Linked DNA regions of Homo sapiens: region 1 is linked to region 2. The links are chromatin loops, found by intact Hi-C in ENCODE. Cell type or tissue: heart right ventricle. All regions are shown on one strand. Each heading gives the region's core, and the rest is flanking DNA. Links, peaks and the distances in the headings are about the cores only. Region 1 overlaps SYN2 (synapsin II). Region 2 overlaps PPARG (peroxisome proliferator activated receptor gamma).

The links. Peaks named below come from ENCODE experiments on the same cell type or tissue, not always from the same donor. Only the 100,000 strongest peaks of a DNase experiment are listed, where the experiment ranks them.
Region 1: it touches region 2 in a loop (2.5-fold over the local background); 4 of 110 quality-filtered maps call a loop at or near these places.

What each region holds. Positions count from the first base shown.
Region 1 is chr3:12,137,293-12,142,683 of GRCh38, forward strand. SYN2 (synapsin II) reads left to right here. Exons shown (of 13, transcript NM_133625.6): 2 at 3,359-3,416; 3 at 4,613-4,704. Among named protein-coding and RNA genes, the nearest start is that of TIMP4, 19 kb to the right of the region's middle. RefSeq lists an enhancer at 807-916. In heart right ventricle, for the core only: CTCF peaks have their summits at 877, 1,077, 2,118 (motif pointing right) and 2,322; DNase peaks (open chromatin) are centred at 936 and 1,989; H3K27ac peaks cover 2,436 bases.
Region 2 is chr3:12,312,041-12,317,431 of GRCh38, forward strand. PPARG (peroxisome proliferator activated receptor gamma) reads left to right here. Exons shown (of 8, transcript NM_138711.6): 2 at 340-413. Among named protein-coding and RNA genes, the nearest start is that of PPARG, 26 kb to the left of the region's middle. In heart right ventricle, for the core only: no CTCF peak of the experiment used is centred there; no DNase peak of the experiment used is centred there; H3K27ac peaks cover 1,111 bases.

The DNA.
Region 1 (5,391 bases), core at 173-5,172, 170 kb before region 2:
TATCTTATGCAAGGGACTGTGTGGGAAAACTAAGGGAAGTAGAGTAGTTTTCCCAGACTTTCAAATGCTGGTAAGAGTGGTATCATCTTTTTCTTGGGTGGGGGACAGTTTGGGAATATTAGTAAAAACCGTAACTGTGTCTGTTCCTTGTACCAGCACTTCTGTCATAAATTATTCATCCTGTGGATATATTTTTAAATGTAAGCCATTGTAGCACTGTTTGTAATACCAAAAGCAAGAAACTAGAAATCTAATGTGCTCACCAATATATAATGCCAATGCCAATACATGTTTACCAATAAAATACTGTATGTCCTTCAAATGGAATTTCATGCAACTATTAAAAAGGAAGAGGCCCATCAATATGTGCTGAAAGCATATCACTAAGATATATTTTTAAGTGCAAAAAACAAAAGTTTAAAAAAATTTATGTAGCATGCCATATGTATGTGTTTGAAGCATATATGTATGCAGGTATAGCCACACATTTTTTCCCCTCCACTGGAAGTATATGCTTATAATTGATAATGGGAAGTATATGTGATAAGAGAGGAATGGGAAAAAAGAACATTTTACTTTTTGTTTTATCCTTTTATATAATTTTAAAGATAGATTGATTGATTGGTTTAACCACATGATATACTATTTTTAAAAAATTTAAGCCTCCCTAAGGTCATACAACCAGGAAAGGGTACAGCTAGAATTCACACCCCAGATTGTGATTCCAGAGCCCATCCTCTGGATTCTAGCACACTGCCCTGTACTAGTGTTCTCTTAGTATCAGGAAAGACTTCTATCATTTGCTAGCAAGTTACACAATTTTTCATGAAAATACCTAGAATCAAAATGTCCAAGAGCCTGGAGCTGCAAGAATGTGCTCATTCTCCAGAAGAGGGCTCTGTGCCCCATCTGCCGGCCATCTTGGCTCCTTTTCTATAAGGTTGTGGCTCAGCCAAGACAGGTCAGTGACCCTGGGCCAGGAAACACACACTAAGATTTCCAACAGGACAAATTACCTTAAGGAAAAGGCATTAGGATAGCTAGAGAGGTGGGGGTGGAGGGAAGGCATGAAAACAGTTCATTAGCCAACTTGGTCAATGGGCAGGTGCAGGAAGTGGCAGATAAACCCAGCCAGAGTCTATAAATATATTTCAATATCAGTGTTCAAAACCCACAAAATAAATGAGTGAATTAAGAAACTTGGCAGCATGTAAGCACCTAGATGTAAACTCTTAGTTCTAGCCTTAACTCCCATGAACTTTTCTTTCTGATTTGGGCATGTTATTTAATTGTCCTGGGCTTCAGTTTCCCCATCAGCCAAATGGACCACATTATCTCTCTTGGCTCCTTCACAGAGTTGTGAGGAACAACTAGGGCAAGGAACATGCTTTGCAAATGCAAGGCATCATACGAAATGCGAGGTTATTGTTAATGTCTCTGAGATTTACCTCACAGAAGGAGAGCTATTTTGAGACAGGAAAATAGGAGGAAGCATCAGAAAAGCATTGCTGATAACAAGGTAGACATACCTCACCAATGAAAGAAAGGGATCTCATGGGTCATTCACTCCAGTTCCTTCTTTTTATAGTCATGGACAAAAACCTGCAGAGTCCAAGGTCTGCAGAGAAGTGATAGTGCCATACTAGACTCTATTAGTTAAACCTGTAAATAAAATGGAATAGTAGCCAAAGAAAGGGAATATACTACCGGGCCCCTGCCTGAGGGGCTCGCTGAGCTGTGAATGTTGATCAGGGTCCTGGAAACAAGCTGGTGTGAAGCTTAATAAGAAATTGGGGCAGAGGTGGGGGGTGGACTTAAGTGGTCCAGCTCCAGGATGGCTGAGTGCCTCAGAGGAGCAATTTGAGGGTGGCCAGGGACTTGGATAGGACAAATGACAACTTCCTAGAACGGGGTGTTCCAGAACCCATAGAGAAAAGGAAACAGCCTGGCCTCGTCCCGGGTAGTTGACAGGAACCAGGGTAGGAAGTATTTGTAGTGGGACTAATGCTCACATCATTAAGTCCCTTGTGAGTGGAAGAAGGAAAATGGGAATAAATGCAATGCGGCACACACAGGGCAAGTCCGTTTTTGTAGTGGTGTGAGCAGAGATGGAGAGAATAGATCACCAGGGGGAGACAGTGCCTGCAGTGTGAAGGGCAGTGGTCTCAGAGTGCCACAGACTTAGATGTGAATACTGGCTCTGCCACTAACTTGCTATAGGGCCTTGAATACACCATTTTCAATTCTGAATCTTGGTTTCCTTGTCTCTGAAATGAAGCCCTTTCTCTGTATCTTATACGTTGTTAGGACTAAATGAGATGTTCTTGAAAACAACTTGCATGTAATTCCTAGAACATGATGCCCAATAAATATTGGTTTATTCCTTCATTTTGGGGACAAACTCCCAAAAAATCTCCAATGAAATATTACAGTTGGAAATTTCAAGCACTGGAAAAGCAAGCTCAACTTACCTAACAGGTAGAGTATGGAAAGGCCCTTTTGACAAATGGAGAACCAGCCTAAAAGGACAGATAAGGAAATCTAATGTGGGGAGGGCAGGTTAGAAGCAAAGTAGGAATTAATATAAATATAAGCATAAAAATATCTGCTTATAAGGGATTAATTACTTATTACAGGGGATTAATTAATGCATTAATGTGAGGTTCCTCTAGATCTGTGACAAACTGGGAAGATACTATGTACTGTGTAACTCACCTTGACCCATTTTCTTGACTGCTCAGAAATGTGGGCTAAGTTTTGTGTTCAAATGCAATGGCTTCCCTCAGTCTTTTCCCGCTACCTTCTATTTTGGTCTAATTAATTTCCTCTCATTCATTGATTGTTCTTTAATCCTTATTTTGTTGGTTATATTTTTAAATTACTAATTGCCTCAGGTCCTCTTTGTATGGGTATGAAGAAGTAAAGTGATAATAACAGTTTCTTTAAAAACTAAAAATCCAAGGGTGGATACCAAATAGAAAACCATAGTAAAACGAAGGATCAAGGAAAATAAGGAAACTGCAGAGATGTATAAAGCTGATCTAGCCTTTATGAAGAATAAAACTGGGGAAATTCCTATTTCTAGATGCGTTTTATAGCCAAAAGACCAGAGATGTTATAACAAAACCTGATAATGAAGGGATGTTTTGGATTATTTTATAGATGGGTAAATTGAGGTTAAAAGAGAGGAAATGGTTTGTCTTGTGGTGATCTCATAGCAGAATGTGGATCAGAACCCAGGTCTCTTGACCCTCATTCTGGAGATCTGTCTGCTGTGGTCCTCTTCTTTGTAATAGTAAATGTCTGACTTTAAATACTTGCACAAAACTAATTTGTGTGGGTTTATTCTTTTCTCCAGGGCCAAGTGCTTTCGGGGCAAAAAAGTCCTTGGAGATTATGATATCAAGGTGGAACAGGTAATCAGCCTGAAGCCCAGAGCTGCATCCCCGTCATCACAGTTTCCTCTTGACATGCCAGAGTGAACCATCTCGTTCTGCTGAGTGGAATACTGTGTCCATCATTGGGTTCTGGACTCTGCATCTCCTCTCTCTCCTATCCTTTCCCCAGGACCTTTCTGTCTGTGAGGCATGGTCCTGGAGTCTGCATCTTTTCATTTCTCTGATTCCTTTTTATGGCTCTAGTGTCTGTAGATGAGCAAGCAGTTTGGTTCTTAGCACCCTCTTGCAGTGTAAGGTTCCCAGACTGAGGAAAACTTTAGAGGGCTTCCCAGAATATTGCACGTTACCTCCGTATTGTTGGTGGCAAGATATTTCTCGGTAGGCACATGTCTGCCTTTCAGGTATGCTGCCCCGAGTGATGGCTCCTTTGGGCCTGAGGCTATACTTTAGAGGAAACTTAGAAAAGAACACTTCCTTGTTTTAATACAGTGAATCACTGAAAGTCCAATTTTTTTTTTTTTTTTAACCTTCCTCCATCCTTTGCTTCATAATAAATAGTGATTGGGTCCATTTGGGGAAGAGGAGGACGTTCAGTTTCAACAATGCATGTATTTCCTATGTGATAAAAGAAGTTTCTCATCATTCATTATACAGTGTGTTATGACTTACTGACTGTTTTCAAACAACTTGTTACATAGGCAAGATTGATAAAAATTATTCCCATTTTGTAGATCAGGGAAATGGAAACCTAGAGAGTACAAGTAACTTGCTTAATGTTTTATGCAGCTAGGTAAGGGGAAAGCAGAACTAAAAACTAGTTACCTAAATTTAGACCTAGTGCTTTTATGTTGAAACTGATAAAAAGACATTTGTCTCAGTCCACATTCTCGCTCTGTAGAGAGGCAGCACAAAGGATGCTGGGCTGGGAGTTAGAGGACCTGAGTTTTGCTCCTTTCTCTGCCAATGATAAGTTTTGTTTGTCCTGAAAAGTTACTTAACTGCTCTGAGCCTCAATTTCCTCCTTTGGTAAATGGGGATAATTATCTCTGTCCCACCTTCATCACAGTGTTGCTATTAGAATTAGACTAACTCAGTATGTGAACATGTTTTGAAAACTGTATATAAATGTTTGGTGGTAGGGATGTTGCTGCTGCTATGTAGAGGACTTGGTGAAGTCAGGATTGTGAACTTATTCCCCTGTTATTATTTTCCAGGCAGAATTTTCAGAGCTCAACCTGGTGGCCCATGCAGATGGCACCTATGCTGTGGATATGCAGGTTCTCCGGAATGGCACAAAGGTTGTCCGGTAAGGGTCTTTCTGTCCTCAGGATCATTGTGACTGTCTCCAGAGTTACTACCTCTGGCCCAAAGAGGTGGTTTCTAAGTCAGGTGTTGGAGTGAGATAGCAGTGCTATGTATGGTATACAGAATTTAATGATGTGAGTTGTGCAGAAATAGTAGAAAAGAGAGAGAAAGCCAGCTTCTCGCTGAGCTTAGTCCAGTGGTAGAGAAAACAACCTGAAGCTTCACAGACTGAGAGCTCACTTAGACATAACTGGATTCCTTATAGGATTATTTCCCCCAACCCCTTCAGCCAGTGCAGCTCTGTGCTTTTATCCTGCATACATTTCCCTTGGAAAACAGAGTTCCATTGCTTTAAAACAAACAAACAGACTTGAAAATGTCTGATGTAGTTCAGCCTTCCATTTTACATTGATTTGCTTAGATTCCCCTAGTGAGTTGTGGCAGAGCCCTGTCTTCTATGTGAGATCACTTGACTCTCCATCCTGTATTCTTTCTATATTCCTCATTCCTGGGAACTCCTAAGTCTGATAGAAAAACCTAGGGCTGGAAGAGACATGGTGGGTGGAAGAAAATTAGCAATTATTGAGCACTTACATGCCAGGTGGTATGCTCGATGCCTCATAGATGTGATGTTGTCATACTCACAGAATTTTGTGAGAGAGGTAATGAGAATTCCAGACTGGAAAGT
Region 2 (5,391 bases), core at 197-5,196:
TTCATGTGACATAAAAGATGGAAAGGGGCTTCATTCATGTTAGTGATGGAAATAGGAAAGTAGGTGAAGTGATTCTAATAGATGTTTCTTTTATGAAATAATTTTTAAAAGATTCTCCAGCCCTGCATGATTTATGATGAATCATTTTGTGGTCTGTTAGTTACTTCTAGAGAATAGAAAGCATTGTAGGCTCAGGGAAAGCAAACATTCAGAATGAAATCCAATAGAGAAGGTAAATTTATTTGGGCATGTACATTTTGGCAGCCTAGGCTGTGTACATGTGTACACATTCTGAACATGTGTGTATATTGAAAATCTTGTCTCTTTTTTATTGTTAAGATTTGAAAGAAGCCAACACTAAACCACAAATATACAACAAGGCCATTTTCTCAAACGAGAGTCAGCCTTTAACGGTAAGTAAAATCAGAATTTATACTGCATTTGTATTGAAAAGTATCCCTTTTAAAGAATATGTAAATTATACATTGTATTTTATTGTAAAATTTCCTAGAGAGTGATTTTTGACTATTATAATACTTTCTGCTATATAATTTTCCAGTCAGTTGGACTATGCAGTGTAACATATTTGTCTAACACAAAACAAAGGTAAGATAGGAAAATGACCTAGAAGTTGAGAAATAACTCAAATCCTTAAAAATGAATCTCTAATTAAAGTCTTTTATATTCATGTTATTTTTCTACTTAAGTAATAATTACATTATTTTAGATTCTTATGATACTTTTAATTAAATTGAGATAAAAATTAAGATTTCTTTCATGGTTCCCTATTGGCCATGCAGTCATAATCTGTGGTCACAAAGGAGAAAGTAGCTTCGTATAAGCCAAATGTGCTCCATTCTAGGAGGAAGAATTGCTAAGTTATACCCGGCATTAAAACTACTTCCTTCCTGGAACTGACTAGATGGGGGTAGGATTTCAGAGGCTCCAGGGGCTCCCAAAGTTTCGGGATATCCACCATGGATAATTTATCCTTCCGAGGCCTAACTATAGGGTTCCAAGACAGTTCTTAGTCCCCAACTTTTTTGGGAAGGAAAAGGAGACCTGTCACTTTAAGGTTTTATGTAGTTTTAGGACTATTGATTTTGGTAAATCATGAGCTATCACAGAATAGCTCATTTTCCTGAAATCTGCAAATAAATGAAATCCACAACATTGAATAAAGAATCATCAGATAGATAGATACAGAAATTAATATAGAGATGTGTATATATGTGGGTTATTATACATATATATGTTTGCTAACTCTGTCTGCTTCTAGAGGACCTAGAAGCAGTGACTCCCCAGTAGCAAACTAGATCGTGGTTTCCAAATACAGGCTGAGCATCCCAAATCTGAAAATCTGAACTTCAAAATGCTTTCAGATTCCAAACTTTTTGGGCATATAGGTGATGCTCAAATAAAATACTCTTGGAGCATTTTGGATTTTGGATTTTTGGATTTGGGATGCTCAACAAGTAAGTGTTAAGCAAATATTCCAAAATCCAAAAAAATTCAAAATCCGAGATATTTCTGGTCCCAAACATTTTGGATAAGAGATACTCAATCTATACCATTTTTCCTTAAAGGAAACCAGAGCTCTTTGGAGAAGTGGTTAATTCTAAGGCTGGGGCAGGGAAAATACAGGCTGAGCCTGGAGGATGTTGTGGTCAGCCTGAAAGAGCTCCCAGTGGCCAAAGCTGGAACAATTTCATCAATAAAATAACTACGTATAATATTGAATTATAATCTGATTTATAAATAAAATGTATACACATGAGTCCAAATTGATATACATAAATGACTGAATAAGTAAATAAATGGGGGGAGAAGAACTCTTTCTTGTAGAAGACTTTAATAAATGTAAAAGGAATGAGGGAAATAGAAAATTGTTGTCACAAAGCCACAGCAGTAATTGCTGCATGCAACTTCCACTAATACTAAAATTAGTGAGGTGGGCCAGGCATGGTGGCTCACGCCTGTAATCCCAGAACTTTGGGATGCTGAGGTGGGCGGATCATTTGAGGTCAGGAGTTCGAGACCAGACTGGCCAACATGGTGAAACCCCATCTCTACTAAAAATATAAAAATTAGCTGGGTGTGATGGCGGATGCCCATAATCCCAGCTACTTGGGAGGCTGAGGCATGAGAATCAGTTGAACCCAAGAGGTGGAGGTTGCAGTGAGCTGAGATCGCACCACTGTACTACAGCCTGAGCAACAGCAAGACTCCCTCTCAAAAAATTAATTAATTAATTAATTAATTAATTGAGTGAAAGTTTAAGGTGAAACAGAATATTTGCATAACCTCAAAGTATCTGCCCCCACTTACTCAGTAATTACAAAAGGAAAAATAGTAACTTTACAGTGGAGAATCCTGATGGACACCACCTTAACCACATGATCAAGGTCAATATCAAGGATAGTAAGACATAGTGAGCTCATATGCCCCTGATAGAATGTCCTGAAAAGGACAGATCATGCCTTTCGAATTCTTCCCAAACATCCTTAATCTCATTTGACTATGAGAAAGCTTTAACCTAAATACAAACACATTCTTCAAAATATCTGACCCTCGCCGTTCAACAGTGTCAGAGGCATAAAAGACACATCTTTGCTAAGGAATCACTACAGATTAGGAGGAGAATATTGCATGACAATTAAATGCAATGTGGGATCCTGGATTGGATCCTAGAGCTGAAAAGGGACGTTAGTAGGAAAACTGGTGAAATCCAAATAGTTATAGTATTGTGCCATTCTCAATTTATTAGGTCTTTTTTTGCTTTTATTATTATTTTTAATTAACATATAATTGTACATATTTATGTGGTACAGTGTGACATTTCAATACGTGCATACAATGTGTAATGATCAAATCAGGGTAAGTAGCATATCCATCACCTCAGACACTTATCATTTTTTTGTATTGGGAGCATTCAAAATCTGCTCTTCTAGCTATTGGAAAATATACGATAGGTTGCTGTTAATTATATTTACCCCACAGTGCTATAGATCATTAGAACTATTCCTTGTATCTAACTGTAGTTTTGTGTCTGGTAACCAATCTCTTGCTATCCCCAGCCCTTCCCAGCCTCTAGTAGCAACTATTCTACTGTCCACTTTTATGAGATCAACTTTTTAAACTTCGCATATGAGTGAGAACATGTGGTATCTGTCTGCTTATTTCACTTAACATAATCACCACCAAGCTCATCCATGTTGTCATGAATGACAGGATTTCATTCTGTTTTATGGCTGAATGGTATTCCATCGTGTATGTGAGCCACATTTTCTTTATCCATTCATCTGTTGCTGGAACTCAGGTGGATGCTGTATGTTGGCTTCAGTGTATCAACACTGATAATTGTGCTGGGACTGCACTGTGGTAACTGGGGGGAAGCTGGCTGAAAGGTATGTAGGAACTCCCTCCACTATCTTTGCAACCTTTCTGTAAGCCTCAGATTATTTCAAGTTAAGTAGTTTTTTAAGGTCACAATGGAGTCACTAAATAATCATTCTCATTAGATTTTCGCTAATTTATAGAGGAAGATTCTGCATTTGCAAATCTTAGAACAGAGTAATGCAGGGGCATTCTTTTCATCAAGACTATTTCTTGAGCTATTTTCTAATCCTTCTCATACACACTCCCATCCCTACCTCTACAAGTCTGGTCTCTATTTAGTGTACTTAATACTTTAGCCAGTTGCTTACAGCCCTCTAGAAACCTGTGAGTGGGAATAACTCCACAAAGCTCTGCCTCCTCGGGAACCACATCTTAGCAGTGTTTTTTGTTGGTGACAGTGAGGGTCTAATTTGAATGTTCACACCAGAACTGTCAAAGTATTTCATGCAATACTTTGAAAAAAATCTCTTGATCCACCAATCATCATTACCCAAGACAGGATTTGAACAAGAATTTAGAACTCGTAGTCTTATATTTGTTTGAATGGGAAGAGGAGAGAAGCAGACCGTATTGTTTCTAGGCAAAATGTCTGGGAATTCAGTGAATACAAGTAGTACTACGGGAACTTTCATTCTTAAAGGAAATCAATGACAGCATTAAGTTGTCTAGAAAATCAGTTTAACTTTAGAAAAGCATAAAGCCGTTTAAAATCAAAAGAGCAAACTCTTAAAAGACAAAGTTAGGAGCAGGTACGTACTTTGGCGTCTGAAAATGAGCGGTCTAAATTCAAGCATTTTGACATGAAAAATGAAATGTGAAGTATTTGGAATTCAACCCTGAATTTTTTTGCCGGTAACTCTTGTGTATGTTCAACTAATTTAGCAAACTGCACTAGTTCACATTTTTTAGGTGAAACAAGAAATAACAGAAGTTGCACCTAAAGTAGTCAAATTTCGTAGAGACAGAAAGTGGAATGGTGCTTACCAGGGGCTGCGGCACTGGAAAGGAACGGGGAGTTAGTGTTTAATGGGGACAGTTTCAGTTTTGCAAGATGAAAGCATCCTGGAGAATGGTTACACAACATTGTGAGTGTACTTAATGCCATTGAATGCACACTTAAAATGGTTAAAATGGTAAATTTTATATTGTGTATATTTTATACAGTTTTAAAAACTAAAAAAAAAAAGTAACAAGTCTTCAGCAGTTATATTCCACTTCATTGCCAGGGTGTCTGGCTCTAAGGGGAATCTCTGCTTAGAGGACCATTAATCCTTAGGAACCTTTTTTTTTTTAAAAAATCTAAAGATGGTTCCTGGACATCATTTACCAACTGGCAGTTTAAATGGCCTGTGTACCATAAATTGTGAGGTTAAAAAAAATCTGGTACACAGGAAACAGTAGAGCTGGGTGGCTGGGAGAGTTGCTTTTGGGGTTAATTTATAACTAAGACAAATGAATCTATGAAAAGAAGAAAAGCCCCGTAAGAAATATGCTAACTGATGGTGAGGGAGAAAAGGGTTTAGATAAAAGATATCTGAACTTGTTTGGTCTCAGTGATTTTATGACTGAGGAATTCAATTATAGATGTACTGGATGGAGCAAATCACAATTCTGTAAATTACTAATAGGACACAACGATCTTTATCATTTTCTGTATGTGCTCACATGCAAAGTTCAGTCCTGCCCTCTGTAAATAAACTCTCTGCCTAGCTATACCCATGCTATGAATTCAGGGCTTGAGTGTTGAAACATAGGCAATGCTTACTGCCCCAACCTTAAAGGCAGGTGGAACTGAGATTAGGAACGAAGACAAATTACTTTTGCTTTTGAATTTTGGCCTTCGGGTTTGTTTCATTTTTGTTCATTTCTTTTCATTTTTATTACTAAAAAGCTGATTTTTTAAAATAAAAAGATCACAACCACACAAAAAAACTATTCTTCTGTAGTTTCTTCCAGTTTTGTTCACATGTGTATGCTTTTTATTTACTGACA